Regions from separate parts of the Mus musculus genome. Here region 1 is linked to region 2. A link is a loop called in an ENCODE intact Hi-C map of the cell type or tissue named here. Cell type or tissue: heart. All regions are shown on one strand. Links, peaks and the distances in the headings refer to the core of each region. The heading gives the core; the rest is flanking DNA.

What was found. Peaks named below come from ENCODE experiments on the same cell type or tissue, not always from the same donor. Only the 100,000 strongest peaks of a DNase experiment are listed, where the experiment ranks them.
Region 1: a loop joins it to region 2, with 2.2 times the contacts of the local background. A loop is called at or near these places in 2 of 42 quality-filtered maps.

The regions. Positions count from the first base shown.
Region 1 is chr12:75,758,305-75,774,551 of GRCm38, forward strand. It overlaps Gm40447, which reads right to left. Exons shown (of 7, transcript XM_011244246.1): 3 at 13,501-13,607. Among named protein-coding and RNA genes, the nearest start is that of Sgpp1, 31 kb to the left of the region's middle. In heart, for the core only: no CTCF peak of the experiment used is centred there; DNase peaks (open chromatin) are centred at 7,657 and 8,777; H3K27ac peaks cover 1,524 bases.
Region 2 is chr12:75,271,053-75,287,299 of GRCm38, forward strand. No RefSeq gene overlaps it. Among named protein-coding and RNA genes, the nearest start is that of Rhoj, 29 kb to the right of the region's middle. In heart, for the core only: a CTCF peak has its summit at 9,608 (motif pointing right); a DNase peak (open chromatin) is centred at 12,419; H3K27me3 peaks cover 1,563 bases.

The sequences.
Region 1 (16,247 bases), core at 3,227-11,226, 490 kb after region 2:
TAGGAGCGTTGAGACTCACAGGATTAACAGGTAAAAATGCTTTCTGCCAAGCCTGGCAACCTGAGTTTGATCCCTGGGACCCATGTGACAGAAGGAGAGAGCCTATCCCTGCAAGAATATTCTTTGACCTCCACACGTGTGCCATGACACGTGTCCCCTCCCCCCTGGAATAAAAAAAAAAAATAAATGTAAAAGATCTTAAATACTATAACATGGCAGTAAAATTGAATTTATTTTTGTTTCTAAAAATTTAAGCCTACTTATCTACCAGCTAAAGATAGTTTTCTTGGCTCTTTAGAGATTCCACCAGAAAACTCCCAGATGCCAATAACTGAAGAGAAGCACGGAGCCTGTGAAATGCCTGTGAAGTCAAGTCCAATGGCTCGCAAGGATCCTAAGTGAATAAAGAGTCTGAGGGGACTTTTTCTGTACAGCTAGTCTCAGCGGGAAAGCAGCTCTGCCTGGGAAGCCCTGAGGGAAAAAGGCCCACAGATGTGTTTATGGAGAGGCTTTTGAAACCAGGAGATCAGTTTGGCCAAAGATGGAAAAGGAGCTAGCTCTTGAAGCTGCTTCCGAGAGGGGCAGCAGGTGCCAGTTTGTACGTTGTCAAGTTGAGACAATCCAGAGCCCCAACCCAAAACACTAAGGCAGATCCAGTGAAACCCGAAGGGCCCTAACAGAGCTAGGCTGGAAAGGAGCCTGTGGGGCCCTTCACGAATCAGAACCCACAGAATTCCCACAGTAGTTAGCGACAAAGAAGGGCTGGGATTGTAGCCCTGTTGGTAGAGTGCTTGCCTAGCGTACACAAGGCTCTGGGTTTGATTCCTAGCACGTGATAAGACTGGGTGTGGTGGATCCTGGTGCAAGAGAAGTGGAGACCTGAGGAAGTTCACTCTCTGTCCTGTCTGTGAAAGTAAGACTGTCTCAACAGAGGTCAGGGGAAGACTGTTGAGATGGTGACCTGAGTCTCATCTCCAGAGCCCACGTAAAAGTGGTGGGAGAGAGAGGGAGAAAGAGAGAGAGATAGAGAAAGATATATATATATATATATGTATATATATATATATATATATATATATATATATATATAGAGAGAGAGAGAGAGAGAGAGAGAGAGAGAGAAGATAAACACAGCTGAGTGACTAAGGAAATATATCCTTTCTTTCTTTCCAGTGACTATGATCTCCAGGTCTGGGGTAGCTATGAAAGCTCTCCCCCTCTCTCCGTTCTATCTCTCTAGATGGAATTTTCTTCTCTGTCTAGACACCAGGGTTTGAAGTGGGCCCAGTGAGAATGAAGTTCCCATTAGGAGATAAACAAGAGGTACAATAAAGTTATTATGTTCTCTACGGAGCTTGGAAAATTGTGGCAATTCTTCTTGCACAAAGCCAGCCGCCTCTGCAAAGTGTCAACTGGCATCCCCTGGAGCTCGGGGCTCTCTGGCGGAGCCTCTGTTTATGAGACAGGCAGTTTCTTCTTGCAGTTCCCTTTCTCATGACTCCAAAATTGAAACTTTCCCTTCTTCCTTCCTCTCCCCTTCCCCCTTGCTTCTGTTCTCTCTTTCTCTCCCTCTGTGGCATGTGCTAGGCAAATACCATGGAGCTGCTGTCCAGCCCTCAATCTCTCGTTTATTTGATTATTGTTTTCCTTGGATAAGCTCTCCTGTAGAGCTGGTCTTGAATTTATGATCAGGTGTTGCTGTCACCTCCCGGAGGACAGGACTGCAGCCCAGGCTGTACGTAGGCACAAAGCTTCTGATGGTAGATTTAAGCAGTTGTCAAAGGGTTTGGAATTAAATGAAAAATAAGGCAATTGAAAAACAATGACACTATTAACTTCAGAATACATAGATAACCAAACAGGGCAGGGTGTTGCAAGCCTGAAATCTCAGCACTTGAAAGACTGAGGCAGGAGAATTGCCAAGAGGTGGAGGCACCCTGGGTATACATCAATATCTCAGTATCTCAGCCCTGTGCCTTGATGCTTGCCTGCAATCCCGGCACTTGGTTTAAAGGAGTTCAAGGGCAGACTAAGCTATAAAGTGAAATCCCGTCTCAAACAAACAAACAAACAAACAAATCCTATTTCAAACTTTTTTCTACTTTTTTTTTTTTTATTTTTTGAGAACTGTGGTGGTTTGACTAAAAAATAGCCCTCATGGGTTCCTAGGGACTGGCACTGTTAGGAGGTGTGGCCTTGTTGGAGTGGGTGTGGCATTGCTGGGGGAAGTATGTCACTGGGGTGGGTCTTGAGGTTTCAGACCCTCAAACCAGGGTCTATGTGTCTCAGTTGCTTCCTACTGTCTGTAGATCCGGATGTAGACCTCTCAGCGGCCTCTCCAGAACCATGTCTGCCTGCAGGCTGCTAGGCTTCCTGCTATGACCAATAATGGACTGAACCTCTGAAGTGTAAGCCAGGCCTAACGAAACACTTTTCCTTATAAGAATTGCTGAGGTCATGGTGTCTCCCACAGCAACAGAAACCCTAAATAAGATAGAAGGGACTTTTTGTTTATCTTTGTGTAGTTGTTTTGTAATATTTATCTATTTAACTTATATTTTACCTCTAAAGAGGTAGGGCTGGGGCATAAACTGAGGTAAAAACCTGCTAGCTGAGCGAGGTTATCTTTATTTTCTTAACTACATACGAAGAATTTATTTACAAGCCTGACCCTACAGCTAAACTGCCAGCTCTTGAGAAATCTCTTTCTGTGTCATACTACTGAGCTAGCCTATCTTTCTCTTGAGCTCTCCAAACCCAAGAGGGCTCCTTAGCTCTCTTTCCTAGAATCCTGTTTTACCTGTGTCCTGCCAGCTGCTTCTCTGCTGTTCCGGCAAGCCCAAAGAGGAAATCCCTATCTCTTACCCAGAGCTCCTTCCATAAAGGCTCTTCCAAGCAGAGAGAGAGAGAGAGAGAGAGAGAGAGAGAGAGAGAGAGAGAGAGAGAGAGAGAGAGAGAGAGAGAGAGAGAGCTCTATCAAAGGCCTGACTGCTATGCTTCGGCAGGCTGAACCATGTCACCATCATGGGGGGAGGGGAGGGATCCAAGCCATATCAGTAGGAGTTGAACCATTTCACTGTGGGGCAGCTCAAGGCCATCCAGCTGATGGCCCTTGGGTCATTAGAGCAAAGACCACAAGACCTCTCCCAAGCAACTTACCTGAAAACATGCAGGCACTTTCCAGTCTTCAGCATTCTTATCTATGGAGGCTTTTAGAGCCACACCCCTATCTGCAGCTGACAAATATCTATTTAAGCTTGTATAGTTTGCTAACAATTAGGTTTTCTACGTACAATAATCAAATATCTTGTAACATTGTTTTAAAATAAAAATTCTTGCTGTGGCTCTGGTTAGCCCAGAATTCATTATGTAGATTAGGCCAGCCTCAACTTCTTGACCATCCTCCTTCCTCAGGCTCCCCAGTATTGAGAGTGTAGATGCCACCATATCACCACAACATTCCAAACTTAGTATTAAAGCTTGTTGCCTTTTTTTGCACTCACCAATAAAATAAACTTCCACACAGTTAGTGAGTACACACATGTATCACACACATATACATGAATGCAGATATATGCACACAGGCCCTGGCACATGAACATATATATCATGATCAGCATTTTAAGGATTTATTTTGACCTATTAAAATTTACAATCCCCTGCTAATTAGTCTGAGGAATTTCCACATATCCATCAGACTCATAAATTACTCAAGTCAAGTACAATTCTCTCCCTGGTAGAACCACCCATTTGTTCTTTGTGGGTGTGCACATACATTTTTTTTCCTGAACCTTTTAAACGGAGTTCTTAGGAGGCTTAGAAGACAACTATTCCTTTTGATGTCACATACTTTCGTGTATATTGCCAAAAACAGGGCATTCTCTTACACAGTCCATACAGTGACCTAAATTATTTTTTTTTATTTTAATCCTTTAATGTCTAATTCAAAGTCTATTCAAGTTTCATAAGCTGTTCTTCCCAGCTCTCTCTTTGTCCGTATCCAGAGCCAACTCAAAACTGGGTGTCATGTGTGGCCGTGATAGTGTAGCCGTCACCTGTTACCTGATAAAGTTCCTCAGATGAAAACATGGTCAGGGATTTTATAGAACGACATTCAATTTGGGTTTGGCTGATGTTCCGTATAATTAGACTTGGTTTATGTGTTTAAGCAACCCTGCATCATTCCTAGAGTATTACAACAGAAGGAACACCTTGTCTGATTGTCCTGGTGTGACTAATGTTCAAGATAATCATTGGCTGACTGTGGGGGCCACCAGAATTTTCCATCAAAAAGTCAGTTTTTCTCCATGTATAAAATACTGTCATCTTTGAAAAGACATTTTGATATCTTTGACATTTTCTGAGGCAGGGTCCCATGTAGCTCAGGCTGGCCTCAAACATGATACATAGCTCATAGCCTTACCTCCTTGCCTCCGTTTTTCTAGTGCTGGTACTAAAGGTGTGGGTTACCGTATTTAGTTGTGTATGTGCTGAAAACAGAAGGCACCTTAGGCTTTGTGCTAGCACTCTGCTAATGGAGCCACTTCTGCAGACTTCCTTCCTTCTGTTCTTTTTTATTTATTTATTTATTTAGTTAGTTAGTTAGTTAGTTAGTTTTTCGAGACAGGGTTTCTCTATATAGTCCTGGCTGTCCTGGAACTCACTTTGCAGACCAGGCTGGCCTCGAACTCAGAAATCCACCTGCCTCTGCCTCCCAAGTGCTGGGATTAAAGGCGTGCACCACCACCATCCTCCTTCCTTCTGTTCTTAAAGAATTGTGTATGCATGTTGGTCTACATGTAGTATGCACACCACGTATATGACAGTGCCCAAGGAAGGCCAGAAGAGGGTGTCCAATGCCCTGATACTGGAGTTGTGAACTTCCATGTGGTTGCTGGAAAGTGAACCTGAGTCCTCTGCATGCTCTTAGCCACTGAAACATCTCTCCAGGTTCCTCCCCTACCCCTTTCTCTGTTGTTTGCTAGTTTGTTTGTGTATTGTTTGTTTCTGAGTCAGTGTCTTCTGTAGCTTAGGTTAGACTGAAACTCCTTATCTCGGGTTGGTTTTGAGCTCAGCGTTCCAAGTTCTAGGGTCACAAACATAACACTACATCTGGCTCTAGTCTCTCATTTAGTGTGTGTGTATGTGTGTCTGTATATCTGTGTCTAAGCTACCTTTCTGTTGCTGTGAAGAGACACCATGACTAAGGCAACTTATAGAACCAAGAAGATATTGGGGCTGAGAGATTTAAAAGTTAGTCTATAACCATCGTGGTGGGGAGCATGACAATGGAATAGGAAACAGAGAGCTGTCTGGAAATGGCTTTGGCATATGACCTCAAAGCCCACCCTCAGTGACACACTAGCTTCAACAAAGTCATACATCCTAATGTGTGACAAACCATCCCACCAACTAGGGACCGCCATTCTAATTCGAATCTCTCTCTCTCTCCTATCTCTCTCTCTCTCTCTTTCTGTGTGTGTGAAGAAGAAATGCACATTTCTCTCTTTTTTGATAAAAAGTAAGTATGTATGTGTATTGCACACATATTTATACATTGACCAAGCCAGGGTCATTCAACAGGGTGTCAAGGGAGGGAGCGAGGACTGAGAAGAAAAAGACAATTAGACAGCGCTGTAACCTGACTCCCCCCAGTGCTGAGGCTGAAGCGGGTTTATTTTCTTCCATTCTGCTTTTATATCATTCTAGGTACATACAAAGAACCAGGTCAGTCCTAAGGCATAATCAGAGTAGTTAAGGAACAGACAAAGCATAAACAAAGATCCCATGATTACTGTATTCAGGGTCACAAGACCCATCAAGATACAAAGAGCACATTCCTGTATTCATCTTGAGCCGACTTCCTTGTTCTGGCCTAATGTCAAATTCCTGCCAAATTCCTAGAAGTGGCCCCAAGAATGTATGTAAGGACAATACATACATGTGTGTCCCTACATATTGGGCTGGTTAGTTTTTGTTAATTTGACACAAACTACTGTCACTTGGAAAGAGAATCTCAGGTGAGGTTGCCTCCAGCAGATTGGCCTATTGGCATGTCTTAATTAATGATTGATGGGGGTGGGGGTGGAGTACAGACCAATATGGGCAATGCCACTCCTGGGTTGTATAAGAAATAGGCTTAGCAAGCCAGTATACAGCATTCCTTTATGGTCTCTGTTCCAAGTTCCCGCCCTGACTTCCCTCAATGATAGATTATGATCTGGAGTTCTAAGATGAAATAAACCCTTCTATTCCTATGTTATTTGGGTCATGGTGTTTATCACAACACCAAAAAACAAACTAAGGCACATGAGTACTCATGCCACCATAACATATTGGTTCTTTGAGACATTTGACTGTTCTATAACTTACCCTGTAGACTAGTCTTGCGCGCGCTCAACTGGCCAGGAAGAACGACGCTGCAACAGGATCCTTCTGCACACGTTTATTGGGAGAGCATTGATTGCATAGGCGAAAGAAGAACAACAACCCCGAACAAAGAAAATGATGCTGCTTATATACCCCTCCATGTGACGTGTCAGCTCCTGACTAGCTGCTCACTCATCATCCCACTACTACGCCCCGGGATGGGCAGTGACTTGGCATGAATTTACTCTTGCACCTGCGCACATTACTTGTTTACCAGCTAGGCACAGCGGAGGCTCATGATGGCAATTGCTCAAGGCTCTCCACAGACTAGGTTGGCCTTGAACTCACAGAGATCTATCTACCTGCCTCTGCCTCCCTAGTGCTGGGGTTACTGGCATGCACCTCTACTGCTCAGCAACTAGATGCATTTCTATGTGCACATAGAAATACATGCATATATACATGTACATATGCATGTATATGTATATGCACATGTGTACATTTTGCTTGTTTGTATGTGTGTGTGCCATATATTAGAGCATATCTGTTCAATTATCTTTTCACATCTCAGATTTTTACAGGTCATCAGTCCTCTGCTAATTGTAGTCCCAGAAGATCCTATACCTTCTGTGGCTTCCTCAGATACTGCATAAATAGGATGTAGACATACATGCAGGCAAAACACCCATATACATAAAACAAAATAAATAAATACATTTATTGTAGCGTGGAGAGTGACTAAGGAAAACATTCAACAATGACCTTTGATTTCTACTTGTGCATGCAGAGAAGAGCACATGTACACATGCACATGTGCACACAGAGGGACAGAGAGAGACAGAGTAAGACAGACAGAGAAAGAGAGTTAAGCTCAAGTAGCTAATGTAGGGCTGGCAAGATGGGTCAAATAGTAAAAGACTGATGACCTAAGTTTGAATCCCAGAACCACCTACTATATATATATATATAAATCTGCCTGTTTTGTGGGGAGTGACCCCAGAGGCAAGAGGTCTATCAGACTTACTCCTAGCCCAAGATCTGCCTATTGTTCGCTTACTTTTTTTCCTAGGAGTATTTTGAGGATACAAGGAGTTAATTCATGCAAAGAATTTAGACTAGAGCTTGGTATGCATAAATCTTCAGTAAGTAGTGGGCTGTTAGTTTCATTATCACTAGTGATAAGGACTGGCAATTAGAGTTGACTAGGCAGTTTAAGGTCAGGACTCCTAGGGTGAACAGGCCCATTTTTAGCCAGAAGCAGGAAGGAGCCCTGGTTTTCCAGGCAGGAAGGACAGAAGGAAGCTCTGGTTTCTTATCTCTTTCCAAAAGCGCTGCCTGCAGGCTCTGCATGAGGAAGTGACCGGAAGTCCTGTTCAGACACTCATTCCTTCTAGTGAGCAACTTTGGAGTTGGATTTCTGGATTTTCATGATAGCAATGGGTTGTATTTATTTCTCCCTCGATTCAGCTCATCTCCTAGAGGATTTTAGATCTTGAAGGGAAAAGTTACGGTAGTCTTGGAGGCATCTGAGGACAGCTACTGGAGCTCTGTTGAAACCCATTACGCGAAAGTCTAAAGCCGTTTCCTCCTGGTCAAAACAATGGAGTAACCAGGTATGGTGACTCACATCTGGATCTGTGAATTTGAGTTAGACCATTGAATATCATAGTCTCCTCCCTTAAGAGTTAATTCACAAAAAGAAAAAGAAAAACATTTTGAAAAGAGTTAACTCAGGAGTCTAGAAAGAAGGGTCAGCAGTTAAGAGCATTTTCTGCTTTTCCAGAGGAAAAACCTTCCCAATAAACCTGCCGTGTGTGTGTGTGTGTGTGTGTGTGTGTGTGTGTGTGTGTGTGTGTATAAAACCAGCCAAACAAAATAAAACATCTCAGTGGGACTAGAGAGATGACTCGGCGGCGGCTAACAGCACTTATTGTTCTTTCAGAGAACACTTCCTTGTTCAGTCCTAAAACTCAACTTATGCAGGAATCTGCCTTGCTGCTTTGGTATTGTTCATTCGGCTCAAATTTTGCACCCTTGACACTCATATATCACGCAGCTCCCTTTCCTCCCCCCCCCCCCAGAACTTCAGATGTCTTTTCTACAGAATAAACACCTCAAAGGTTTTCACAGATTTTTCCCTCCAAAGTTTTTAATACACTTTGTGTGTGTGTGTGTGTGTGTGTGTGTGTGTGTGTGTGTGTGTGTGTGAGTGAGTGACTCTTTTCTCCTTCCTCTGTGTGGGTCCTGGGGCTGGAACTCAGGTCATCAGGCGTGGCAGCAGGCACCCTTCCCTGCGGAGGCCTCTAACTGCTGCACAGCTGTGCTGTTTTGATGGTTTTAAGTCCCTCGGCTTCTCAACCTCCAAAGTACAGATTGGTTTGTGAGTGTTCTGTTTCTTCTGTGAGAGCGCTACCCTGACGTCATCCCGGAGAAGCGCCAGGAAGTCACCCAATGTTGCTCCTGTAATTGCACTTGATGTTAAACTTGGCTGGTCTCTGATAAACAGGTGAAAATAATTATGGCTTTGTCTGTGTCTGTGTGAATTGTTGAGCACCACCTGCATGCAGGATTCCTCAGAGGTCAGAAGGCCGCACTGGAGCCCCAGGATGGGGGCCTCTGCCAGAGCAGTAAGTACTCTTACCCATGAGCCAGCTCTCCAGCCCCTGCACACATTCTAATCAGCACAATGCATATATGCATTTTACTTCTCAGTGTTAGGGCTCAAACCCAGGCATCATGCAGATTAAGAACACACTGTCCCACGGAGGCTGGTGACATCGTGGCTCAGTGAGTAACAGATCGAGATGGTAGAAAGAGAGAATCAACCCCTGCCAAGGTGTCCTGAGACTTCCCACAAGTATGCCATGTGTAAATACATGAGTAAAATAAATGAGATGAAGCGACTTAAAAATACTTTAGCCTAAATAACTTACAAATTGAAGTTGATTTCTCATAGTTTTGCAGAGCAGGAAGTTTAAGATCAAAGTATCAAGAAATTCAGTGTCTTCATGAGTCTTTGCTTAACTGAAAATGTCATCTGTGTCCTCATGTGCTGGAAGGGACACTTGCCCTCCCCTGGGTCTCTTTTCCAAGCATACTAATCTGGGACAGTGGGACAGTATCAGTTCAGTGATACTGGCTTGCTAGCTTGCTCATGTCCCTGGGTTGGTCCCCAGCACCACGAACATTAATAACACCATTATTCTAAGTCATGAGAGCCCCATCATCACGACTCCTGTTTCAAACTTCTTAGCTCTTGGAGCCTGGAGAGATGCTCAGAGGTTTCAAGCGCCGGCTGCTCTGGCAGAGGAACTGGGTTCAGTTCTCAGCACCCACACCATGGTTGCTACACAGTGCCTGCAACTCCAGTTCCAGGGGATCAAACACCTTTCTCTGACCTCCATGGGTAGACATGTACACGGAGCACATACATATGTGCAAGCACCCGCAAATACATATTGCGTCCCACTCGACCGGCAAGAAAGACACAACAAACTGGAATCTTCTGCGGCAAAAGCTTTATTGCTTACTTCTTCAGGAAGACCCCGAACTGGGAAAATGGCGCCGCTTTTATAGCCCACAGCGTGACGTTTCAGCACCTGATATGGCGTGACAGCTCCTGATTCGTTGCTCGCCCATCACCCCACTATTACACCCCGAGAATGGGAGTGACTAGTGGAGTGAGTTCACTCTCGCACCTGCGTACAAGGCTTGTTTACTAGTTAGGCACAGCGGAGGCCAGCGCCATCTTATAATGGTGATTGCTCGCGGCACGGCTCTCCACAAATACATAACAAATAAAAATAAAGAAATCTCTGGGTTTTATTTTTTTAAATATGCCTACTTCTTCATATTGCTTCATTGAGGACTACGTGTCATATACTAACTGGAAGCATGGTGTTGGTGAGGAAGACCTACAAACACTCGCGCCTACCACCTCCTTCGATTTCTGTAATTGAATGTATATTTAGCCTTCTTTAGGCCATAGTTTTTATTATTGTTTGTGTTGTCTGCAATTGTGGATGAGAGGGACATATGTGGCGCAGCACATATATGTATCAGAGGGCAGTTTGCAAGAGTCCTTTCTCTTCTACCACCTCCACAGTGACACACTTCCTCCAACAAGGCCACACCCACTCCAACAAGGCTATACCTCCTAATAGTGGGCCAAGCATATTCAAACCACCACAGATGTGATAGGAATTCTAGAGGAGCTGGGGTGCTGAGTGATGGATGTGATCATATGTTGTTTGCATGTCTAAAAATTTCAAAGAATAAATAAAAGTTTACAAATATTTCATTAAAAAAGAAAGAAAAAATTCACAATAGCTAAATATCAGTGATAAAACCTAGAAAAATAAAAAAAATTATTTTGTAGTCAACAACTCATGGTTACTGAAGTCATGAATGGTACAGGAGAACCTATCACTGTTACTTCCTTAAGCCAGTGTAGCTCCTAGCTGTAAGTATCTATCCTTATACCCACAGAAAGGTGCAGCTTTCAACAGTCATCAAGGAAAGCTGCTTTTTACAGCAGATGAGACCATTGCAGAAAGGCACGAGTTCACAGAATGCAGAGAACCATGGATCATGTGATGCCCAGCCCCAATGAATATAACTATAACACAACCCCAAACCCTGAAGCTCATAGAACATAGAGGAAGAGAGGGTAGAAAGATTGTAAAAGCCAGAGGGGACTAGGAAATCAGCTTCTTGGCTGTGTCTTCAGGGGAACTACTGCACCCAGGAAATCTCAACAATACGGATGCCTAAACAAAACCTGAATGATAACACCAGTTGACATTTCAGCATGAACAGAGTGTGTGTGTGTGTGTGTGTGTGTGTGTAAAACCACTCCTAAGTGAAGAGGTACAGGCAATTTACTGCTGAGAGAGGGAGAGTCCATCTTTCTCAGGGATGAGGCCCCTAACTGATTAGCTAATATCAAGTGGTTAACCCTAGAAACATACATATATTCAGATAATATGAAATGGACTCAGTGGGTTTTTTTTACATATTTATTTTTATGTGTATGTATGTGTGTGTATAACAATAATAATTAAAGAAAAAGAGTCCATGAATTTCAGAGAGTGCCAGGGGGAATATGAATAAAAGTGACTGGGGAGATAATATAACTATATCTTAATTAAAAGTAAACTTAATTTTAAAAGGAGAAAAATCCCCTAGAGACACATTTTTTTTTTACTCTGTGTGTATGTGTGTGTCTGTGTGTGTTCACATGGATACATGTGTGTACACTTGTGGAAGTCAGAGGACAACTTGTAGAAATTGATTCTCTCACTTCTCCACCACGTGGGTTCAAATGAAAAACTCAGGCCATTGGGCATCTTAACCAGCCGAGCCATCTCAATGGTTGGTTCAGTCTAAGAAGAAATTTAAGCCAAGATTTCCACAAAGGAATGAAAGGTTCCTTCACTGAGCCAGCATGGTGGTGCACGCCTTTGATCCCAACATTCAGGAAGCAGAGGCAGAAAGTGGGGTTCCCATGGGGGCTCTGTAAGGACTGGGCAAGATGCTGGGCAGTGGTAATGCTCGCCTTGAATCTCAGCACTTGGGAAGCAGAGACAGGTGGATCTCTGTGAGTTCGAGGCCAGCCTGGTCTACAGGACAGCCAGGGATACACAGAGACCCTGTCTTAAACAAAGCAAATCAAAACAATGACAAAAAAAAAAGATCAAGCAAGAATAAAAGATTTCTGAAAGCATGATGACTAAAAGTAACTCCAAGTAGAACGTGTAATGAATCTAAGGTGTTTTCAGCAAGCCCCCACCACAAATCCCCACTATGTTGTATTGTGTGGCTTCTCTGCAGCCTGGCTTCTAAACACAAAACGTTTAGACTTCACACTGCATGAGCCATCACATCTGTCCTAGCCCAAGGATGGTCCCACCCACAAGGGGACCTCCCTCCTTGATCACCAAATGAGAAAATGCCTTACAGCTGGATCTCATGGAGGCACTTTCCCAACTGAAGCTCCTTTCTCTGTGATATCTCCAGCTGTGTCAAGTTGACACAAAACCAGCCAGTACACAACCATACAACACAACCGAACACAGTCTGAGATCCTTAGCTCAAATTCAAGACTACTGTCTGTTATGGATTGCAGTACACACACACACACACACACACACACACACACACACACACACATTCTGTTATAGAAATGTAGTAGTTTAATTATAATGGCTTCTACCATTGTCATCTCTCATTTAAGTATCAAGTTAACATAACTGCTCTGTGTGATGAATGGATCTTGTCTTTAATCCCAGCACCCGGAAGCAGAAGCAGGAGGCACTCTATGAATTCAAGGTCAACTTAGTCTACATAACTAAGTTCTAAGCCAGTCAGGGCCATATGGTGAGACTATGTCTCAAAAAAGAAACAAACAAAAACCACCTGAAAACGTTAATGTCTTTGGATACTGTGCTATAAGCACATGTATCTTATTAGCATGCAAGTGTGCTTTTACAATTAAAAAATAGTAAAATTGTGTATTAATGCAAACAGACAGACAGATAGACAGACAGACAACATCCCTCATTTGTCCCCCGGCAGCAGGAGAGCGAGCCCAGGGCAGAGCTGCAGCCTCCTGGTGAGTATTTCACAGGGAAGCTGAGATTCGAACACCAGAAGAAAAGAATTTTAGGAAGAGCCAGTGTGAAGCAAAGTTGTTTTTTACTGAGAAAACAATTTTTTGTTTGTTTTGGTTTTTAAGAGGGGCTACAGTAGCCTAGGGTCACTGAAGATAACCTTGAAATCCTGATCTTCCAACCTGGCCTCCTAAAGTCTGGGATCACAGGTGAGGCATATCTGCTTGCTTTCAAGCTCTGGATGTCACCTAACACCCCGTCTCCATAGTAGGCAAACATCTCTTGCTTGCATTGCTAATCAGGTCTCTGAATGATCTGAGATAAGGGCTGGATGAGGTAGTGCCTCTCCCTCAGCAGAGCTTTGTTATCTAAGTTCCCAGGAAGGTGTTTATCAAGGATTTCGGCTTAGGACTTTGGCTATAAAAGTGTGTAGAACCTCTTTAATGATGGGACATGTTATCCACGAAAACTTGAGTCTGTTTCAGGGCAGATGTCACTCATTTACCTCAGAATAAAGTACCTTATTATTTCCTCGAAGGCAGAATTTTATACTTGATCTTAGCCAAAAGTCAGAGACGTGATGGGCAACATTCTTAAGTAGTTGGTGTCTCTCTGCCACATGCAAGACTGTGAAAAACAAAACACATTAGTGATTATTGTAGGATTAAGCTTCTTTCAAGTCTGTTTTGTTGTTGTTGTTTTGCTTCATACACATTTTTGTTTTGTTTTGTTTTTCTGGTTTTCTTTTCTTTTCTCTTCTCTTCTTTTCTTTTCTTTTCTTTTCTTTTCTTTTCTTTTCTTTTCTTTTCTTTTCTTTTCTTTTTTTTGAGGCAGGGCTTCTTTGTATAGCTCTGGCTGTCCTGGAACTCACTTTGTAGACTAGGCTGGCCTCGAACTCAGAAATCTGCCTGCCTCTGCCTTCAAATGCTGGGATCACAGGCGTGCGCCACCACGCCCGGCTCATACACATTTGTAAAATTTTTTATTTATTTACTTTATGTGTATGAGTATACTGTTGCTGTCTTCAGACACACCAGAAGAGGGCATTAGATCCCATTATGTGAGCCACCATGTGGTTGCTGGGATTTGAACTCAGGACCTTTGGAAGAGCAGTCAGTGCTCTTAACTGCTGAGCCATCTCTGCAGCCCATCACATTTGTTACTTGTATATATGTATAACTGTTAGACCTTCCAAATGAATCAACCATTTTATCATACTAATAAGGAAGCTGTTAAATGTTTTAAGGCATGGGGCACAACACCAGGTCCATGTTTCTAGACGGGTATATACAAATACATGCAGGTACCCAAGGAGGTCAGAAGAGGACAAGGAATCCACTGGAGCAGGCATTACAAGCAGCTGTGAGCCACTAGATATAGGTGCTAGGATCTGAACTCTGGTCACCTTTAACAACAGCATTAGGTTGGAAAGATGGCTCAGTAGTTCAAAGTGCTTATTGTTCTTGCAGATGTCTCAAGTTCAAATCCCAGCACCCCACCACCACCACCACCACCACCACCACCACGTGGCATCTAACAATCGTCTGTAACCCCAGTTCCAAGAGGATCTGGTGCCCTCTCCTGGACTCCACAGGCACTGCATGTATTTGGTGCACAAATAGGGTAATAAAAATAATAAAAATTTAAAAATTGCTTACAAAAAAAGAACAACAAAAACTCTTATCAACATTCCAAGATCATATAAATATATTAAATTTTAATTAATAGTATACTTAAAAGAAAAGAAAGACATTTACTTCAGGTGCAAGTCCCTTGGAACTGGAGTTGCAGGTGATCACGTGTCACCAATGGATGCTGGGAATCAAACCTGGGTCCTCTGCAAGAGCAAAAAGAGCCCTTAACCATTGATCCACCTTCCCAGCCCCATGAAGGATGATTTTAAATGAAATTAATAGAGGCAGACATAGTAAATGGTGGATAGTAAAATTATTTCAAATACTGACAGAACGGATGCACCTTGGAGGTAGGGGTACAAGATAGCCTTTCTTTGAATAAGTGATTCAGCCAGCTTATTCATCAGACTTGAGGATCAATTAATTTAATGAGATGAAATATTTAGCAGGGCCTGACAACTCACTCTATAATCCCAAGAACTAGGGAGTCTGAGGCAGGAGAATTGCCCAGTATTAGAAACAAGAGTTAGTTATACACAGAAAACAATCTAAGAATTCAAGCAGATTAAGAAGGTAGTGAGGGGGCTGGAGACGTGACTCAGTCAAGTGCTTGCTTTTCAAGCAGAAAGACCTGGGTTCTAGTACCAGAGTCCATGTTAAAATAAACAAAAAGTCGGGGCAGCCATCTGAAAAGCCAGGACCATGAGATACCTTAAGAATTACCACTTTTATTTTGGATAATGGTCAAAGCCTAAGAAAGTTGCTGTGGGCCTTGTCAATTTTTATCTGAAACGACTCCCTCCTCCTCTTTTTTCTTTTTCTTTCTTTCTTTTTCTTTTTTCTTTTTCTTTTTCTATTCTCTTCTTTCCTCTCTTTCTTTCTTTCTTTCTTTCTTTCTTTCTTTCTTTCTTACCACATAGATGCGTGTTGACTTCCATTGCTGTACATGCTGGGTATCTTGGGCCATGTTCTAATACTATGAAGAGATATTATGACTGAGGCAACTTGGATTAGTTAGATTTCTGTTGCTGTGATAAAGCACCGGGACAAAAAGCAAGTTGGAGAGATGTTGGGGTCCCCTTTCGCACATTGTGTGAAAGTCATCTCTGTATATTCAGTTGTTGATTGCCAAACCAGGTAGAGAGCTGAGTGCTCGCCAGAACTCGGTATTGTTATTCCTGTGGCCCATTACCAGCCTCATAGTTTGTAAACATTCATTCTTCCTTACTTGCTGGCTGGATTTAATAAAAATCTGACAGCCAATAGCTGAGCAGGAAATGGAAGGTGAACTTCCGTATATAGAGAGAGTCTCTGGGAGAAGATATCAGAAGCAGGAGGTCCATGCACCAGGTGCAGAGATGGATGAGTGACTCAGAGCAAGCACAGAGGTAGACCTGGCCACCTGGCAGGACGTAAGCCAGAATTAGTCGGCTTTGGCGTAGCTGGGAGGGAGTGTGAGCTAAAGGCTTAAGCTTTAAGATATATGAGTCTCTGTGTCTTTATTTAAACCTCTGGCCAGTCTGTGAAAGTCACATTACAGGGAAGAAAGTGTTTATTTCACTCACAGTTCCATAAACCAGTTCTGAAGGGACCCAAGTACCGCAGGGTATTCCCCTTTGGACCCCAGATTAGG
Region 2 (16,247 bases), core at 5,123-13,122:
AGGTGGACATATCTGAATACTTGGTTCCCACTTGGTAAACTATTCGAGACCAATTAGGAGGTGTGGCCTTGTTGGAGGACATATAGATTTGTTAGAACAAGTGTGTGCCTGGGAATAGACATTGAGATTTCAAAGGCCCAGGTCCTGCCCCTCTGTGTGTTTGTGTGTGTGTGTGTGTGTGTGTGTGTGTGTGTGTGTGTGTGTGTGTGTCCCCACTCCTGCTTATAGATCAGAATGTAAAGTTCTTAGCACCCCAGTACCATGCCTCTCTGCCTGCCACCCCACTCCCTACCATAATGATAATAGGCTAATCCTCTGAAACTGCAAACAAGATCCCATTTAAATGTTTTCCTTTCCAAAGGTGTTGCCTTGGCTATGGTGTTTCTTCACAGCAATAGAACAGTGACCAATCAACAATGGAGCCCTCTATCTACATGGCCCTTGCTGTTAATCTGCGCATCTGCTGATCTGCAGATGATAAAGCTACGTCAGATGTGCAGTCTCTTTCTTTTCACCCCCATCAACAATGACTGAAGCTGTGCTGTATTAACATATGTAAATATTTGAAAAAAGTTTCTGCAAATTTAAAGCATAAATCCAAATAGCTCATTGTCAAGACCTCACTTATATTGTTAATGTCTTGGGACCTCAGCTTAAAATTTTTATTTTAATGTACTCGAGTCATTTGAACTATTTTTTAATAGTCAGAAAGTATGGGAATTAAAATTTGTCTATAATCAAATGAATATCTTTCTTTGTGTAAGTGAAAATAATTTTTGTTTCCATTCACATATGTCATTATTTGTGAACTGTACTTCTGGGCTGAACAGTTAACTGGCATAAAACAAATATTGGCAAAGAAGAGGAAGTTCCCTTGAAGAACGCTATAAATAGACGAGTGACTCGGCCAGGCCCTGGGCTCATCTCACTGCTCCCAGGATTCAGAACCACAGGCAAAGATTAAAGTAAGACACCACACAACAAAATTAGAAAATCTAGCAACTCTTCTTGAAAAAAAATTCCAGTGTCTTCTGATAGCAATAACAAAATATTTATTTTGTTATAGATGTAAAGTCATAAATGTATCCTTTTAATTACAATTTCTCCTGCATCATCAAAAGAAAAAAATGCTCTGTTTGAGTCTGCTCTCTGACTCTAACGTAAATATTTAATGATGTCAATTAATCTTAAAAGCTTCACTTTCCTTACATGTAGATACAATATAAGTGATAATATGATCTCATAAGAATGTCAAAAGCAAATGTGATTGGTAGTCATTTCTAAATTCAAAACTAAATGTGATTGATAGGTGAACATGATTTCTAAACCATGAAGTGTGACGTCACTGTTCATCTGATTCCAGCAAACAAATCTCTTTCCAAGGACTGGCTCTGCCTCTGAATGGAAGGTTATCTCTCTCATTTCAGTCTCTCTATTGTTGGAACTGACTCCCCTATACAACGATGACATTGTCTTGAACATGAAGGAGAAACTATAAGATACATAAACAAAACATGTATGCATGTTAGTATTTAGATATATATGTATTTGCATTCACAGCGTAATGTAATGATTTTTTTAATAAAACAAAGATATAAGTCAATGGTCCAAATATCACCTTCAGCATCAAATAGCATGGAATGCCCGTTAGGAGAGGTCAACCAAGTTCCTCCACAAAGTCCTGGTATGAGTTGGTCAAGGAGCCATTGTCTCCCAACTTCTTGGTCTCTTAGTGAACGAACCAAAAAATAAAGGCTCACACAGCTTTGCAAAGTAGTAAGGAAACTTCACTGAAAATCAAATAGAGATAGAAGGAAATACTCTAAAAGAGAGCAGTGGATGGAATGAAGAAAGATTTGCTAGAGCTTGAGTATTGTTTAGGACTTCTTTTTATGGAGGTCAAGAGAAGGAGACATTTGTTGCTAAGGGCCACAGTTTGGGTATGGCTCTATTTTGATTGACAGTCTTTAATTATGTAGCTCTTTGCGAACTGTGTAATCCTGCCTCATAGTGCAGCTTGTTTTAACCTTACTAACACCCAGTCGTGCATATGCATAATATATTAAATAGGGGATTTTCCCCTAAAAGTTCAATTGAAGACATAATTTTGCTTCATTATTTATGCAACCTAAACCTTTCATTCATTCTTCACACTGGATACACTGGAACAACGCTTGAGTGGAAACTGTCCAAGACCATTTTATCATGACTAGAAGCAGAGAAAATGTTTTATTTCAGAGAAGGCTGGGGGTTGAGGTTGCTAAGCACATTGTTCCAAGAGAGATACATGGCAGTTGGGAGGGGGCATGAAAACAGTTCCTAGGCCACCAAATGCATTATTAGAAATGGGTAGGTATCAAAACCATGTTCAGTCCTGATATGCTTGGCCCAGGGAGTGGTACTATTACGAGGTGTGGCCTTGTTGGAGTAGGTGTGTCACTGTGGATGTGGGCTTTAAGACCCTCCTCATCCCAGCTGCCTGGAAGCCAGTTTTTTCCTAGCATCTTTCAGATGAAGATGTAGAACTGTCAGACACCGCCCCGCCCCCCCTGCACCATGCCTGCCTGGATGCTGCCTTGCTCCTGCCTTAGTGATAATGAGCTGAACCTCTGAACCTGTAAGCCAGCCCCAACTAAATGTCCTTATAAGAGTTGCCTTGGTCATGGTGTCTGTTCACAGCAGTAAAACCCCAAGTCCCAACTGACTAAACTACTCCCTGTGCTTGCCTGCCATAACAGCAGAGAGTAAGTATTTTAACCCTTGAGAGCTATATAGGATCTTGGTCTCTCAGGAGTATTTCAATGCAGCCTTCACACAAAAACAAAGGAAACCACATATGAATGGATGGGCAGGGCTGTGTTCCAACAAACCTTTACTTGTGCACTAAAGCTTAAATACTATACACTCCTCACTCCCATTTTAGACTAGTCAGCTGCTGCAACCAAATACTTCCAACTGACTAGTTTACAAGTAACAAACCTGCACTGCTCACAGTCTGGAAGGCAGAAAGCCTGAGATGAAGGCAGAAGCTAACTCAGTGTCCAGGGAGCATCAATTCCTCGTATGTAATACATCGTGTGTCCTTGCATGGCAAAGGCACAGCCTGGGCCTCTTTTATAAGAACACTAATCCTACTTGCAAGGGCTCCATATACATGGTCTAACCACTTCCCAAGGGCACTGCCTATTAAAACTATCACTGTGAGAACTAAGTCTCACGACAGAATACAGACATTGAAGACCACAGCCACAGACTCTGAAGTGATCTTCTCTCATTATTTAACAATGTAAAAATAAAAATAAATAAAACACCACTTTATTTCACCAATTGTTCAAAAACAAGCAGCAAGCCCCATTTAGCCTGAGGGTCAAGACCTACTATAAAAATGGCACCCTGAATCATTCCTTTTGGTAAAAGAGCAATGCAAATGTATGCCTTTCGCTGTGGTGATCTAGCCGTGGTAGGCAGTATAATTAGAATAATTTTCCGATTATATTAGAGGTAGCATCTGTGATTGCCCCTGGGAATATTGCCAAAGGAGATTTGAAGGTAGAATTCTAAAAGAGGTCACCAGCCACATCCAATCCAGACCTATCTAGATGGTCCTGGGAAGGTCCCGTGCCTTGCCCGCCATCACACCCGCTGAGCCATGCATTCGGAATGTTTTCTATAAATGTAGACCTGTGAGACCCTGGCACTTACCCATGCATTCGCTCCATTTCTCAAGCAGCACAGTATGGTTGGGGGGTCACGCAAGTCAAAGCAGCTCCGCCTTTGTATGTGTGCACTGCCCCCAATACTGGTGCGTTGCAGTATGATCCCTAATGGGATGCCGTGAGGAGGCGAAGCCTTTGTAAGGTGCTTATTCCTGAGGGTAGAAGGCAATGAACAGAATCAGTGCCCTCCTAAGAAAGGCCCCAGAGAGAGCTGGCTGCTCTGCTTTGCATGTGGGGATACAACAAGATGCAGTGGTTCCCTGTCTGATCTGCCTGCACCTTCAGCTTCTAGAACAGAATGATAAAGAAATCCACTTACGTTGTTTAAAAGCTACCCAGAGTCAAATGTGGTGGTAGATGCCTGTAACAACAGCATTTGGGAGGCAAAGGCAAGAAGATTTTGAGTTCTAGCCCAGCCTAGATGCTAAATAGTGGGACTCTATCTCAAGAAACAAACAAGAAAAGAAAAACAAAAGCCAAGTGTAACCCCAGGCTTTTCCACCGCACACCAATTCCCAAATAATGACTCGGTGATAAATAATTACTATTTATGAATAAATGCCTAGGCCAAAAGCTAAGCTTGTTCTGTGACTAGTCTGTAACTTATATTAGCCCATTTAGACTATTCAGTGTTCACCACATGGCTAGTTGCCTCTCCTTAGTTTCATGCATCTGACGTCCTAAGTCTCACCTGGTATTCTGCCCTTCCCTATAAGCCATTGGCTTTTTATTGGCAGATGTTGCTTCCACACAGTACAACAGAGATTATCCCTACACCAAGTGTCCTGCCTAATGGCCCTACACCTTCATCTAGGACTTCCCAGCTTCTAGAACATACAAATAATTCCACTTTGCCTGTTATCCCAGCGATGGGGGGGTAAGAATTCTCAGTTTGAGACCATGCTGGGGATATTGAGCAAGACCCTTTCATTTGAAGGGAGAGGGGACTGAAAAGGAGGGAAGAAAAGTTTTTAAAAGAAGAAAGAAAGAGAGAGAGAGAAAGATAGAAAGAAAGAAAGAAAGAAAGAAAGAAAGAAAGAAAGAAAGAAAGAAAGAAAGAAAGAAAGCAAGCTAGCTATCCAGAACCCAGATGGTGATGTTTTAGTTAGCACAAGATAGTGCTTACGGTATCTTTCACGGCCATTTGGCTTCCCATTAGCACAGTGATAACTGATCTGCAAGGTCACTGGAAAACACAGAAGCTGCCAAGAGGTGAGACCAGAACAGCTCAGAGGTTTCTCCTTCCAGAGCTGTCTTTACTTTCACAGTGGTGTCAAACTCTGCCTGTCACTTCAGAGCTAAGTGAAAAGCCACTTTTATTTCTTCTTCTGTCTTTATTTTATCTTTGTTCTGTGTATGTGCATCATGTGTGCACCTGCATGTTTCCGTAGTGCACATTCACATATATGAGTGTGGGTACATACATGACATACTGTACATGTGAAAGATAAAGAACAAATGTAATCCCAGTTCACGTCTGCAACTGGGCTAAGACAAGGTCTCCTTCTTCCTTCCTGTGTATGCCAGGCTGGCAGGAATTCGGCGTCTGGGACTCTACTGTCTCCATCTCCCATCTCACCATAGGAACCCTGGCATTACAGATTTGGTCTACTGCTCTTGGCTCTTTCTACCTCTGGACACAAGCTCAGACCCTCACATTTGCACGGCACTTTAATGACCAGGTTATCACTTCAGCCCACGTTCTGTTTCACTTTAAAGATACCTCTTAAGAGCAAAAATGAATACACATTTTACCAATATGTTCTGTTTTTAATGCAAATAGAGTCGTGAGGAAACCCAAGATTAAAAGCAGTGGACCATGGTCAGAAGGTTTTAGAGATCATGTGTGTTTCCCTTGTGAGTCATTAATATTTCTTAACACTTTTCAAAAGCATGCCCCCTTGTTCCCTTTTTAGATGTACATAATGCTATCAACCTTTCAACTCCACTGAACATCAGACCAACACTGTGATGAAAAGTCTCATCATCACACTGAATACAAATAAAATAATCTTTTGACAAAGAAGAGATAATATGGAACAGGGAGATGGCTCAGCAGGTACAAAACACTTGCAACCAAAGGCTAATGACATGAGTTCAATACCTGGAACTCACATGATAGAAAGTGAGAGCTAACCTCTGAATAGTGCTCTCTGATGTCCACACATACATCATGACACACATGCACACATGTGTATATGCATACACACATAGATCTTATATACATAATCATAATCACTAAACATAAAGAGACACTACAAGACTATCACATTCAGTCAGTAATGTACTCCACAGATTGCTGTATTAGCTGAGAATACAGAGTCAAAAGTCTGCGCTTGAATTCCAGCCCTTCAGCTAGTAGTGTAAATAGCCCTGTGTGCATTCCATAAACTTCCCCGTAGTGAAAGTTCTGGAATTTTGGGTTCTTTAGAAAACACGGAAATATAGTAAGAATGTGTTTTTGTCTTAATCCCAGGTGTGGGTATGAGCAGTCCCAGGATATGAGGCTACTTGGGACCATCTGCAGCAGCTGACTATGATTTGCCTTGTGCTCTAGCAGAGGTGTGGTTTTGCCAGTTGTAGATACTTTCTGTGATTGTGTGAGGTTTGGAATTCTGGGAACTTTTCAGAGGGTATATAGGTGGTAGTTGGTTGTTCAGAGGGATCGGTTGTGGTTTGTTAGTCACTATATCAAAGAATAAACAAAAAGAGAGAACTTAGATTTGGGGATTTTCCTAATTCCTCTCTCTCCTCCATCCTTGTTTCTCTCCTATCTAGTGTTAGCAGGTGAAACTGGTCTGGGTGCGGTGATAAGGGATGGGGAACAATAGAACCCACAAAGTAGCAAAGACCAGCTAGACTTCCCTGTGACTGTTTCCTCATTATGAAGAAGAATGCACTACAGCATTGTCTCACAAGAGGCAGTGTGGTGAGGATGATGCAGTGTGTCTCAGTCTGAGTTCTCCCAAGAGCAGAGTTTGAGTCTAGACTTGGGTTCAGGGAGCTGGTTCAGGTGGGAGAGCAATGGAGTCAGGGAGAAATACCACACTGATGACTTTTGAACAATACCATGTTTGGGCCAGTAAATACTCTGGGTCACAGTGGCTCAGTTGCTCAAAGCAATTTCTGAGAAAGCTTGTAGAATGTCCCTTGAGGTTGTATCTTCTGACATGGGAAGTCAGAGTGTCCACTCCTAGCAATTTTAGCTCCCACCTTTAACAATAGACTTCGTGGTGCCTAAGTACCTTCCCAACTTCCCAGGAATCTTCAAGGCAGAAAAACTGAGACATGTCCTTGAAGGTGATCAGTGACAGTAAGCTTGGAGCTTTTCACCATGGCTAATGCACCAAGCAGAGTAGAGCTGGGCATACTGGCATGGACTCAGTTATCTGAAGTGGTGTGTGAAGCCCTGAGCACAGGATGTGAGGAAAGGCAGCTGATTAATACATTTTAATTAGTAGTAGTAGTATCAGAATCAGCACTGTGGTATGAGCTAGGCAAACTCCACTCATCTGCTAGGTCTTGAGTAGCACTGACACATACACACTGCAAAAAAAAGCACAAGACTCCAAAATTATTGTGCAAGAGTCTATTATAGAGCGCCATAACACAAATATTCAACAGGCAGGCTGGAATTTTTTAATGATGTTTTTATTTATTCTTTGAGAATTTTATACAATGTATTTTGATCATATTCATTCCCCCCTTAAACTCGCCACAGATCCTTCTCATCTCCCTAACCATCCAACTTAATGGCTGATAGATAGATAGATAGATAGATAGATAGATAGATAGATTCTTTTTTAAACCCATTGAGCCAGCTTATATTGGTCAACTACTATTGGGCATGAGACTTTCCCCAGAGTATGGTCAATATGCCAAGTATCCCACCACTGAAAAAAAAAACTGACTTTCCTTCTCCCAACAGCAATTGTGTGCCAATGAGACTTGAAGAAATACAACACTAATAGGTCTGCTAACATGGAAAGGAGGAGTTTCACTGAGCCTCACCTGTAAATAAAAAACTACGAGCAATTAAGGACTTCTGAAAGTGGGAGAAGTAGTCTTCCCTGGGGGGATGAGTCCCCTAATTGGTTATCCAATACAAAATGGTCATCCCTGAAATCAAATACATACAAGTAACACTAATCAGACCAAGCAGGCTCTTTTAACACACACACACACACACACACACACACACACACACACACACACATCAACTAAAGAAAAAGAGGCCATGATTTTGAGAGGGAGAAAGGTGAAAGGGGGTGCATGATATTAGAGGGGGAAAGAAAACAGGGGGTGAAACAATGTAATTATATTGTAACATTAAAATGTATTTTTTAAGTTTAAATTTCATTAACACCGAAACCCATAACTGGCTTGCACAGAATCAGAGACTTTGGAGTGATCAGCTATAACTGGAATGTCTATACACATCTTTCTTCTCAAGGCCTTGAGAGGAAGGAAAAGATGTAGACAGACATCCAGTTGTGGAAGAGGGGGTAGAAAGACTGTAAGAGCCAGAACTGGAGGATAACTCCAAGTGTGAAACAGCATCTTCTAGACACTACAGTACTGATACACATATCAATTCACAGAAAGAGTGAGAGCTCACACAGGACTGCACAGATTCAAACTAGACAAAGTCCTAGCATGGAGAAAGGAGACTAGGCACAAAGTTCCACTCCTAGCTCAGGCTTTGATGTACAACTCAGGAAAGTATAAGTTAGACATGCTCTTTCTACATTCATATTCATATGTTGACATGTGATCCTTGAGACAGACAAGATGAACAGTATCTTAGTCAGGATTTCTATTCCTGCATAAACATTATGACCAAGAAGCAAGTTGGGGAGGAAAGGATTTATTCAGCTTACACTTCCACATTGTTGTTCATCACCAAAGGAAGTCAGCACTGGAACTCAAACAGGTCAGGAAGCAGGGGCTGATGCAGAGGCCATGGAGGGATATCACTTACTAGCTTGCATCCCCTGGATTGCTTAGCTTGCTTTCGTACAGAACTCAGGACTACCAGCCCAGGGATGGCCTCACCCGCAATGGGCTGGGCCCTCCCCCATCAATCAATACTTTGAATGAGCATGGTGCACATATATTGCACACATATACAGCACGGACTCACATACAAAGAGTAAGCCTTGGATATCAATAGTGCTTAGTAACTGTAAAAGATAATGTTCTGGGAAGCAGAAAAGTACAATCTTACCAGGGAAGGAGGAGGCAGCAGGAGATGGTGGTGTCATGGAAACCAGAGGAGAAGGTTAGTCTATAAGAGGGAGTATTCAACACTGTCAAATGCTGCCGAGAACAACAGAAAAACAACTTGAAAAATGTTCGTTAAACACATTTTAAAGATGAAATTAATGGGATATGGATTCCAGGAATTTTTTAAATGCAATTTAAAGTTATCTGGAAACTAGAAACAGTCATAGCAATGTATAAAAATCAAGGCACTAATATAGCTCAACATGAGATTCTACTAAACGCCTTATGTGCCCAGAGCATCACAGAGACGGTGGAGCATTCTGTAAAGCTAATAATCACAAAAACTCTGACTCTTTCCTTGTATTTTGTGTTTTGAGAAGTGAGGTTATGATATGAACCTGGCATGTACAGAAGTATCCATGCCCCCACTCCATCTGTGTGTGTTCCCTGATCACAAGCATTCCCAAATCTCCTTTCCCCACCGAACAATGGAACTGTTGCAAGGCAGCCTAATTACTGAGATGCGGGATGGCTTTCCCAAATGTGCTCGGATGTGCCGTTCAGTCTAGGACTTGAGGGCCTCTTAAAACACCAGAAGCATGCTTGTTTTCTTACAGTAATAAGCAGTATGGTTTTAGCTCTGAGGTTGGAACCCAATGGCCACTAGGTGGAGAAAGACACCCAGTGACCCCTGCAACAAAAACATGAGTGCCCTGACTTCATGACTAACAATTCTCTAATGGATTCAGTGGTGAACACAAGGCACGTCCATGAGCAGTGATGGCAGCTACTCCATACATGTGGGTCGCTCCTCTTTTCCGTGGAATCTCCTTTCCAAGAGTGAGTTGTATGATCTTCTGGTCAGTATAACCTCAGCACTTGAACTAACAGGTCTTACGGCATGTCTCTGAGCCTTCAGTCTTTCAAACAGTCCCAGGAAACACAGCCTGGACTACATCTGGGCTATAGAGATTGTGCCCCTTCATCTTCTCTTCTATTCACTGTACCATCTTCAGATACCACCCTGAGCTTAAAAACTGTAAAGGACCAAGTTGCATCACCCATAAGTAGCTGTGTGTTTACTTGGAGCCTCAGGAAAGAGGGTCTTCAGAATCTAAAGGAATAAAACTTTAAGAATGAAATTTGAAAACAAGAGCCAACACACTCCCAGCACATCCTGAGACTTCATTATTCACACAGATAATAAAGAGAAATCTATTCCTCCAGCCAGAAAGTCCTTACATTCAAGAAAACTAAATCCCTCGGCTTCTTCATCTCCCAGCTTTCAGCCAGAGCACACTCCAGCACTCTGCTTCTGTTGCATCTCTTCCTTGGACTTCATGTGTCCCTTAGTTTTAATATTTACATTAAATAAAGTGATAAACTTCTATCTCCTCATTTCTCATCTAAAAACTCAGGCACACCCAGATTTGTGAATTCTTTATTGGAAACTTCTTTATTCCCACTTTCTGGCTCATCCACACTGGCAGAAAGGAAAACTGAGAAGAGTTGTAATTGCATTTTATAAATGCAATTACCTTTACTGCCCTAGAATATTCCAGCATATCATCTTCATTTGTGTGTGTGTGTGTGTGTGTGTGTGTGTGTGTGTGTGAATGAAAGTATAATTGTGGTCTATGGGATTAGGAATGGGAAAACATGGAGGCCAATGAGAGAATAAATGAAGTGCAGTCTAGATGGAAATACTGAGTGGGTCTGTGCAGTGGCAAGCCCTGCTAGTCCCTCCTCCCCAGAGCTTCCTTTCTAACCTTGCAGGGGAGGTGCAGTTTTTAGTTGCTTCCCTATTCATTTCCAGTAGGTGGTTCTCCTGGTATTCAATCCTGGGAGGATGCAAATAGATCCAAAGGGAAACTACTCATCTTGATTATTCTAAGTCATCCTAATTAACTTAGTTGGCATCTGGAGAAGAAATCGTCTACTTAGCTCTTATTTTGATCTTCACGAAAGCTTCATGGCACATAAAGGATTTAGAGTGGAGATGTTAGGCACAACCTAATCCCTGCCCTTTGGCCGAAGGATGGGGCACTGAAGCCTGGGGAAGCAGCATGCCTTCATTTAATCTCCTAACATTGGTGACAGGTTCAAGCACATGCCCTAGGCTACATCTATTCTGTATCACAATGCTTGTACAATGTTGATCCCCCCCCCCCTCTTCTTGCTATAGAATAAGTCAGGGATTATTAAGTCAGAGGCTAGGAGAGCTTTTAATAATGGGAGTTCAAAATTTAGATGTTTCATCCTCAAAATGAGGTTAGACCTTTAATTACATAAAGACATGAACAGGACAAATACCACACAACTTTGAACCTGGTTCCCTTCCAGACCACCCTGCAGGGTACCAAGATCTTATGAATAATGCAATCCTGAAGTATGATATCTTCCGTGTGAGTGCATATACTACCCCATCCATTTGTTGCATGATATTGTTGAGCCAGGAAACGTTTGTGAACCCCAAAAGACCACCAAGGAGCCGATTCCAATGTAATCGCATTAGGGTCTCTTTGTTACAAGCTTGAACTTGGGCTCTCCACCAACCCCGACATAGCAGGACTGTAAAGTGGAGCAGCCCTCAGCCCTCATCAGGATAAGGTTTTATAGGAATAGCAAGCAAGCAATGGGGGTTTAAGCCAACAGGTGGGTGCTTTGAAGCAAAACCATGAACATTCACAAATGGTCTGGAAGTACATCTGAAACAATTAGACTAATATTTGATTGACTGTTGCTATGAAGTAGCTAGGGAGTAACTCTGGGGTATGGGCCAAGGACAAGCTATGGGGTCCTTCCTGGTACTTGGGTGCAGCTTGGGTTCAGCTGCAGGTCAAATTCTCAGGCTCTTTTTCTTTTAAGATGGAGGGTGGTCCCAAGATAGAGTAGGTTTGGCCTCTATTTTACTATGAAGTAAATGAGATACATGTGTTAGTATTTCATTCTTATTTATAACAGAAAGTTCAAAAATAAAAGTATTTTGACATCTTTGGAGAAAGTACTGGTTAAAAAAAATACCAAGTTGTTATGGAAAACAGGGAAATCCTCTAATTAAACACATGGACACTATTTATTCTTCTCTTCTGCTAGGAGTTTTATAATAGCTTCCCATGCAATTTTACATGGTCTGCACTCCTCTTGCTGGCCTACAGAATATGTGGCATTGTCACAGCAAGGCACAAATGAAGAAAGTGACACTTAGGATAAGTGTGTACACGTGTACAACTAGTAACTGGCTGAACCAGAGCTTGAGAGAACATAGCCCTGGCTGGCATCAAAGCCACATTCCAATCAGTCTGGATCACCATCTCTAGGGTTAACCTCCACCGAGAACCCCTAGTACTTCAGAAAACTCAGCAGCAGGTCTTTCCTTCTCATCTAGCAGGCTGTCCATCACCCAGTTTGAGTTCTTTCTCTGGACACCTCCCCTCTGTGTTCTAAAGCACAGAGGAAGTGAGGCACCCAGACTGTCCCAGACTGGGGAGTGTTTACATAAGGTCAGGATGTGGGCGTTACTCTCAAAGCTTTATGTCAGTTAGAATCAACCCTAACTAGACTTGCCAAGTGACCTACATCCTTTCACCCAGCTTGGTGCCAGACTCACTTCTACCACTAGCCATATTTTATCCTTTTTTAAAAATATTGTAACCTATTCAATAGTATCATTGCAGCTTTTCTGCTCATGTCAAATAATAAACAAATCCCACTCTATCTGCACAGATCCCAAAGAACAAGGTTTTGTCTAGCATTTTTCTCAGAGCCTATGATATACCCAACCACAGCAAAGACTAACCATACATGAGCTGCCAACCCGAAACCAGGCAGGGGAAAGAGAGAGAATTGAATGAGTCTCTGGGAGTTTTTGCTTTCCCTAAGCCTCTTAAAGCTGCTACTTGCCCTAATTCCTGTAGACAGGAGGGTGGCCATTAATGGCCAAATATACTCTCTGCTGACTGGCCTCTGTCTCCATTCCCGCAGAGGACTCATGAATTGGGCAGAGCTTCAGCAGAGTTTCAGACACGACTCATGTCATAAGGAGACACTTCTAAGACAGTTTCCACTGTGGCATGAAGGGTTGTTCACATAGGCCAGCCCTTCCAGGAGAAAACTGTTACATCTTGGAATACAGACATGTGTGTTCTTCTTCCTTACAGCAGAACAAAATGACCCAGAAGCAACCAAATGTAGATTCAGACCCGCCCAATGGACAGGCCCCTAGAAGTTCAGCCAGAGAGTCAGAATAGAGTGTCAGAGGATTTAAGAGAACAAAGAATGGAAGTGGTCCGGGTAAGTCATCAGCTTCAGGAACTCAGCACACTGGGGCAGGCAACACAGTAAAAGAGCCAAGTAGAAAGGAACCTTCAGGAAAAAAAAAAAACACACCAGCAGGTTCATAGAATAGGAACATACTGGAGTCCCCAGCATTCCCAGGGGCAGACTGAGACATGTCCCAGCTTATGATATAGGCAAAGTAGATCTCAATCTAGCCAAGGAAACATGACACATATTTGTTATGTGAGTCCGTGTGGAAGGCCTAGACCTCGGGACAAAACCTCTTGGTCCAAATGGAGATACAATCCAGCATCAGGCCTGGTGCTCTGAGCCTGGGGCAGAGTCCTGCCAGCTGTTTGTTTACAGTCAGAATGGATGTGACTTACAATGTGGGGCCCAACATCTGAGAAGACAGTGATTCCAGGTCACAAGAACTAAAACGGAGTCAGGCAGAATCCATGCAACACTTTTGCTCTCCAGTAAAAGGTGCCCTACCCCATGCAGGTACAGAATATCCTGCAGGCACAGGAGGTGACAAGTAGCCAGTATTAGGTTACAGACCCTCCTCCTCTTCCCACAAGCCAGGCCATGTCTCCTGCAGCCTGTCTTCCCCTGCCCATTTGTAGCTACAGCCTGCATCCCCCACTCACTTCATCGAGATTCATGGTAGCCTTTAGCTATAGCCAGTCCTTATCAGTACCTTTCTTACTTTTAGCACATAGGCTAGGCCAGGTAACATGGAACCTGCCCTTCTCTACAACTGAAAACCCTCAAGGGCAACAAAGCGCACCCCCCCCCCCCGCCCCACTCCTTGAAATGGAAAGGACTTGAAGGCTCTACTTTCAGGGCCTATCATGGCTGCCTCTGGCCCTCATGCTGTAGCTTTCCAAAACAAAACAAAACAAAACAAAACAAAACAAAACAAAAAAACAAAAACAAAAAAACAAAAAAACAAAAACAAAAACAAAAACAAAAAACCTCTTCCAAACAGAAATTTATTTTGTCTCAGCTACCTTCCTTCAATCTTGTGTCATCTCTTAATAATTTGTGTTATTTAAAAAAGGATGTCCTTCCAAGTAGGGCAGAGACCTCCACCAGGCACTACCCAATACACAGAAACTCAGGTATGACATCCCATGTGTTCTAAGACCTTTCCAGAGACATAAACAAGCATCTGTTCACTCTAGAAAGGGAATGGACAACACACCACAAAAAATTATTCCACCCAAGTCTAACTTAGTAAACAAGCAAACTGTCTGGATCTCTCCCAGGCAACTTAAAAGCCACCTCAGCATGGCTGACAGTTTGTGAAACCTGCTTTCATTAGCCTCCCTATGCAACCTGCAGACAGACAGCGTATCAGGCTCTCATGGGAAAGTCTCCCCTCCCTAGTAACTACTTACTAGTTTTATGTAACCTGGGTGAGGGTTCCTGTGTCTCTTAGAAACTTCCAAAAGCTTCCTAAGGCTTGTAAGTTCCATTTACTTCCTGTGTCTGCTGGAAAACCTCTGTCTTTTCTCCAGGAAGGAATGTTTCTGTTCCTAAATGTTTCTGATTACACACTCAATTCTCCTCATCTTGGACATACCTGGATGTTCCGAACCTGTAAACCATACCCAGGCGATCTGGAAAGCTCAACTGAGTAACGAAAGAAGTTTCACTGTGGAAAGCTGTGGGAAGGATTTTCACTTTTTCTCAAGCAAAACAAAGCCTCCTGTTCAAGCTCTGTGGGACATCAGAAGCAGAATCAAGCAGAGCCCGCCCTAACAGCTCAACACCAGACTTCTTTTCCTCCCCAAAGTTCAGTACAATGTGAATTGGAAGTAAGAAATCTGAGAAACTCCAGAATAAATGTTTTGGCAAAAAAAACATTGCTATATCATGACTTTTCAAAGTCAAGATAGGTCCCCGATCTGTTTTCTCCAGCCACTCCTCACAGAATTTTATTATCTGTGACAAAGTGGAAGATAAGTTGGACAGATGCATCACTGGGAGGCCAAGTTCTGCACAGCACTTTTGTTCTGGAAACAGCATCTGGCTCCATGACTTTGGGCCCCTTGGAGAATCAGTGGCTGTGGATGTGGCTGGCTGCTTGGCTCGATCTCCAGCTGCAGGGCTGCACTTCCAAGTCACACTTGGCAGAAGCACAGCTGAGCAGCATCTGACCTCAGCCTTCCTCTGCCACCCTGGCCTGTCACTCAAGGTGGACCCCAGAGGGGTCAGAGAAAGATTCTGGTGAGGGCAGGATGGTGTTGGCATTGTCTCTCAGCTCCGCATGGTCACAGAGATTGAGGTGTGGCCATGCAGCAACCAGGCTTGGCTGGTCACCCTGCTATGGTTTAGAGACGTTAACCTCCCCCATCAGGCAATGGGGGAAACAGTAATGATAAACAGGTGGGACCGGAAAAAAAATGTTTTTGAGAGCAGGGCCTTTTCTCTCAGTGGAACCAGGGGATGGAAAACGAAGGAAGGGCCATATAAAGCTCCTTTTCAACAAGGAGAGCAATGCCAGGCAATGATGGCGCATGCCCATAATCCCAGCACTCGGGAGGCAGAGGCTGGCAGATCTGTGAGTTTGAGATCAGTCTGGTCAATAATGCGAGTTACAGGACAGCCAGGGCTACACAGAGAAACCCTGTCTCAAAGAAAACATAAACAAGCAAACAAACACATGCATGCATACATACATAGAGATCGGAAACCTTTGCACTGGGAGGACTCAGGTCTGGTAACTTTTTAAATAATATTCACATCTTCTAGATTATACATGCTCATTACAGAAACTTGAAAGGTTTCAAATACTACAAAGGACACGAAGGCACAGACTGTTCCTTGAGCCACAAGATTTATTAATACCATGAACAGACAGACAGACAGAGACAAGAGCATGGCAGGGGCTCTGGTGAGAATTGAGGGCCCAGCACCAGCAACACACAGCATGAGTGGGCCCTGATCTCTTCTCTTCCGATCAACAGTCTGTACTCCTAGTGCTGGTGGAGTGCAGACAGAAGGATGCTGGGGACTTGC